Linked DNA regions of Homo sapiens: region 2 is linked to region 1. Evidence: chromatin contacts called from ENCODE Hi-C or POLR2A ChIA-PET data. All regions are on one chromosome and are shown on one strand. Each heading gives the region's core, a stretch centred on a gene start or an enhancer-like site at or near the end of the contact. The rest is flanking DNA. Distances are from core to core; before and after follow the strand shown. Region 1 holds the start of LHX9 (LIM homeobox 9). Region 2 overlaps NEK7 (NIMA related kinase 7).

The links. Hi-C counts contacts between places; a loop is a spot of excess contacts on that map. ChIA-PET counts read pairs that join two places held with the same protein, here RNA polymerase II (POLR2A).
Region 2: a map with no recorded cell type shows a loop between it and region 1 (9-fold over the local background). The contact joins the enhancer-like site here to the promoter of LHX9 in region 1. A Hi-C loop is called at or near these places in 1 of 37 single-sample maps with no recorded cell type. POLR2A ChIA-PET finds 5 or more read pairs at or near these places in 3 of 52 experiments (T-cell, activated B cell and naive thymus-derived CD8-positive, alpha-beta T cell).

The regions. Positions count from the first base shown.
Region 1 is chr1:197,916,018-197,918,717 of GRCh38, reverse strand. LHX9 (LIM homeobox 9) reads right to left here and starts at 1,346. Exons shown (of 5, transcript NM_020204.3): 1 at 721-1,346. The coding sequence starts at 894. RefSeq lists an enhancer at 49-775.
Region 2 is chr1:198,219,215-198,221,914 of GRCh38, reverse strand. All of the region lies in intron 1 of NEK7 (NIMA related kinase 7), which reads right to left. Among named protein-coding and RNA genes, the nearest start is that of NEK7, 64 kb to the right of the region's middle. Within about 2 kb of position 1,279, at least 3 of the 41 ENCODE cell types and tissues checked have a DNase peak (open chromatin) inside an H3K27ac peak, as active enhancers do.

The DNA.
Region 1 (2,700 bases), core at 97-2,596:
TAGTAGAAACAGTGGTGGTTGATTAGCTTGTTTAAGGGTTGGTTATAAAGTTCATGCGTTTCGACTGGGTGCCGCGCTCCTCCGTATGTTTTATTTGATTTCCCCCTACACATGACACCCGCCGGGTCCTGGCGCTAAACGTAGTGCTGTCTCCTTAGAGGGACTGAGTCGGGATGCCAGAAACCCTGAGATTCTCTCGGTTAGGGGTCCCAAGCCCCGAGCGTCTAGAGAACTGGAAATGACCCAGTCGCGTCGGAATCTACTCCACAGGTCCGGTCATCAGGCCCAGAGACTAAGGCCACCTGGGCTCCTGCTTGGCTCGGACGCCTCGGCAGCGCGCCGTCCTCCTATTGCTTATGCCCAGCTTGCCCTCGGAGCTGCGGATCCTCGCCGGGGAGACGCCTGCCCCGGAATCAAGGGAACCTTGAGGTCTGTAGAAGAGAATGCCACCACCCCCCATCCCACCTCCTCCCAGTTCCTCTCCCTGCTCTTTCGGAATCAGCTGCGACGGAGGATAGCCAGCTGCAGACATTTCGATTCAGAAAAACGACCGTTTCTTAGCCCTGTAGGCATAGGTGGACGGGAGAAAACTCACCCGCCACCCTCAAGCGGACGTCTCTACGACCCGCCGCTCCGGTTCTCCACCGGCCAGGGAGTCGGCTTGGTTTAACAGAGGGCGCAGGGGTGCCCGGCTACCGCCGCGGCGGAGCCCTTCCTTACCGCGTCGCGGCCGTTGAGCTGGGCGCCTTTGGCCAGACGGGCCTCAGTCTTGGATCTGCGCTCCATCTCCTCCATGATGCCTTGGATGTGGCCTCCGGAGATCCCGTGAAAGAGCATGGCTGGGGGGCGGAAAGGACACGAGTTGTCTTCTGCTCGGCACCCCACTATTTCCATATACACACGCCCGGGGCTTTCAGCTCATCCGAGTGAAGGAGGCAAGGGACCAGAGAGGGCTGCCCTGTAGGAGCGCAGAGACGCTCGAGGATGGAGGGAAAGAGGGAGAGAAAGGAGGAGAAGAAACAGATGGAGTGGAAATCGGTCTGCTTGGGGGGCCGAGGGGAAGCAAAAAGAACTGGGAAGAGTTGGGGGGAAGCCTCAGCGGCTCCCTGAAGGAGATGTGCAGAAAACAAACAATTCGGGCGGAGGGAAAAAGAGGCGTAGAAGGCGAATCTTACTGCTCTGAGAGATCGAGTTACTAATGGGAAACAACTGCAGCGGGGGGAGGAAAACAAAATCTGGTGAAGAAAGAAAATAGTTTTGAACACAAAGAAAGAAAAAGACGTGCTATTTTCAGCGTTCCCTGGCTGCTTGCAAGTTCCCAGTGCCTGTAGATTGGGTTGGGGACTGCTCCTGCCTGAGCTGTGTCCAATTTGTTAAGAGACTAAAGCCAGCCCATTTTTGATAATTTAGTAGGAGGAGTTCTCTCCCCGGAGCTGCCACGGATTTTTATTCAGACAACAAAGACCTGTCATACTCCTCTCAACCCCCTGGTGATGGGCAAGCAGGACAAACATTACAAAGGGGTGGGGGGATAGAGAGCGGGGAGGCAGGAGGAGGGGGCATTTACCTCCCCACAAAACACACACACGCGCGCGCGCGCGCACACACACACACACACACACACACATCCTTCCAAGAGTTCCCAGCAGTCATGTTTTAAAGGGGAAAAGGAGCTCTTGTTGTCCCCGCCCTGTTGCAGAAGGCCTAGAACCCGCCTATTTGATCCGAGTTCAAGATCAGACCTTGGCTCAGGACACAGAGAATATCAACTTCAAACTTTGGATTTCCTCCTTGTGGACTTTTTCATCCCCAGCCTGCAGGACTGTCACCCGAAATGCATAAATATTGAGCAGAAATGTAAGCAATTTACTGAGGTGGAGATAATGCTGGTTCCTCTCCTCCCCATCCCATCTTCCTCAATCCACTTTTAAAAGCAGCTGTCTGACAATTCATCTCTTTGCCTCACCTTCTTGAGGGCCGGAGACCCTACTAGATGCTGGCTTCATCCGAAGTGGAGAGGGCGTTTGGAGCGTCTGCATTTCTCAGGGTTACTTTTGGCAAAACAATTTTCTTTGAGAAAATTAGAGTGTAGGGGACAGGGCATGGACCTGTACACACGGGTACGCAATTGCGCCTTGGCCATAGGGCGGCTTATTCTCTTCCCCGGTTCAGGTTTGAAGGAAGGTTGCCGGAGATTCTAATGTCTCATTTGAAGCTTGCCAATATAGGAAGCGACTTGCGGACTCCCGGGAGCTTGGCGCCTGCCCCCGCAGGACTGGGCGCTAGCCCCATCGCGTGCTTCTCCCACTACCCTGGCAGGACAGAGGACTTGTAAAACTGGGCGCACCCGCACACTCAGAAGGGTGTGAAAGGGACTCTTTGCCGTGGAGGAGGGGAAGGTGAGAACTGACAAGCAGAATGGCAGACCTGCTCCTCACAAGAGGTGGGATTGTTCTGTCGCCCTCAGTTCTCGGCAGCGGCGGCCCCTCCCCGGCCCCATTAAAAAGTGTCCACAATACTCTGATATTGTCGATTCATTCAAACGGCCAGAGGCCCCCTAGGAGTCCGAAGCACAGCGCTGCGGCAGGAACCAACGCGGCTTTACCCAGAGAGGAGGACGCGCCGGCCGCTCTCTGTTCCTTCCGTCCCCTTCGTCAGCCTGCGTTCCCCACTACTTCCCGCCGCCTTTCCCAGGACTGC
Region 2 (2,700 bases), core at 30-2,529, 300 kb before region 1:
ATTTAAAAACTGAAATAACATTATAACACAGTTCCCTAAATGAAAATAATGCCTTTCCTAGTTCCCATATTTAATAAGTTAATTTTTCTAAAGCTAAAATCCTAAGATAATTATCAGCAAATTAAATCATGCTAAGTATACACTTTTCCCTAAATATCATTTGAATTGAAAAACTACAGCTAACATATTTACCTTAGCTAAAATCTTAATCAAAATAAGAAGCTTTAATCTACATCTGTAGACATCTTCAGTGCATTTAATCTTTGAAAATTTATTTTGCAGAAATTGACCTAAAATAAACCAATATACATTTCAAAACATTAATCTGATTCTTGGCCAATTATATAGTTTTAAAACGTGTAATATAAAAGTTTTTTTAATGAGGCTTAAAAATATGTTTTTAAGAAAAATCATTGGTGCATTTTACCTGTGATCATAATTTTTGTCAAAAAAACTTTATAATTGGTCTTTAGGCAGAAAAAAAATTAATTATATTAAAGAATGTTAAACCAAAGAAAAATACTTCATTCTATATATACTTAATGAAGAAAGATTTAAAGACTGGTCAATCTCATAATCTTTCAAACTCAACTTTTAATTTAAAATGTAACGTAAATCCAATTTAACCAAGAATATCCATAGATTCTAGTTGTTCAAACGGACTTCCTCTTTATGTTTCCAAAGATTATTTAAATAGACTTCCTCTTTATGCTTCCAAGTAATAATTCCATGATGCTATCAAAGTTTCCCTAAAATGAATTATTGACACAGTATGAAATCTTAAATATCAAAATATGTGCTTACCAATTTGAAGAGAGATTTCAAATAGAGCTTCAGAAGTTTTTAGTTTTCTGATTTTTTTCAGAATTCTAGAGTTGAAGCATATTCGTCCAAGCTTATTAATAGTTTCCTTTTCCTGAAATAAAGTGTCTTTTCAATCTTCAAGGTTATTCAAAAACTCAATATTCCTTCTAGTTACATGTACCATTTAAATATTCTGAGAATATTAATAAGACATTTCATTGATTACAACTACAGCTCATAAATAACAAAAAAAGAGGATCAATCATATTTAAGTAGCAACACTACTCCCATCCAAAGGAAAATTATTGACTGAGCTGTATGTACATGTGATACCTAAAAAATGAAAGGGTATCATGGAAACTTGATGGTGACTGATACTTGGCAGAGTCTGAACACTCAAATCCAGAACTAATATTTTTCTTGGCCCCAAGTCACCATTCAGCAGGAATATTCCTGACCTCACTCACCTGCCTCCATTTAACTGAGTCATCCAGTACTTCCCATAATCAAGCAAGTGACATGTCGATATCAGACAATGCAAAAAAATAAGTGCTTAGAGTTGATAGTTCATTCTTAACATTTCTGTGTTATGATGAATGAGTTTTTAAGAACTACTAGGATAACTATCAGATCTTTGAAAAGAACCATGAATGTTTCTAGTATCCCAGTCTCAACATTTATAGTTAAACACATTAAACTAACCTAATACCAATCTTGGTGTTTAAAGCCCTTCTCCATTTAAAGGAATTAGGGCTTTTTGGAGAGATGATTGGTTCTAGGACTCAGGCTGAGAAAGAACAAGCTGAGTCTGAAACATTTTGTTGTGCCAAAGACAAGGTAGTATTCAAAGAACAATGTGGACATGTCAAAAAGACATAAAAGCCAGCTTGAATGGGTTCCCATCGGCCACATTTGGTACAATTTGAGAGTAACAAATTATAATCCATTGAATAAAGTAAGAACCTATGAGTTAATAACAATATAAATTAATAAATAGTGAAAAGGGGGAACCTACTTCTTACAAAAGAATGCCACCTAATAAAGCAAGAACAATGGGATTTAAAAATCAATATTTGCCAGTCATCACAGAAATAACTGATTCAGGCAAGAATCATCAATGGATGATTAGTGCAGCAAAGTTTACAGTGTCTCATAGTATTTCCCACCCCACCCCCCGCCCCAAAAAAGCACATATTAATTACAAAGGGAAAAAGAGTGATTTCATAGTAGAGAGCCTGGCAGTCATCACATTAGCCAAATAATCAAAAGTTAACATCACCAGTAATGGGACATGCAGATATGTGCCTCCAAATACAATGCACTTAGTAGAAAACATCACCTCTGTGATATTCCTGCCAAAAATATAAACCCTGAATTGCTTCAACTTATTTTAATCGACAAATAAAAATTCTATATACTTATTTTATACAATAATGATGTTTTAAAATGTGTGTACAGTGGTGAAGTCTAGGATTTTAATGCACCTGTCACCGGAATAGTATATACTGTACCCAAAAAGTAGTTTTTCATCCCTCACATCCCTCCCACCCTTCCCCATTCTGAGTCTCCAATGTCCATTAACTCACACTGTATGCCTTTATGTACCCATAGTTTAGCTCCCAATTATAAGTAAGAACATGCAGTATTTGGTTTTTGATTCCTCATTTACTTCATTTAGAATAATGCCCTCCAATTCCATCCAAGTTGTTGCAGAAGACATTATTTCATTCGTTTTACAGCTTAGTAGTATTCTACACACACACATATATATATACACACACAAACATACACACATATATATACACATATTTTAATATATTAATTATATATAAAAATAGAAAATTATAAACATTTTTATGTAAAATATACATAAATTTAATAGATATATATAAAACA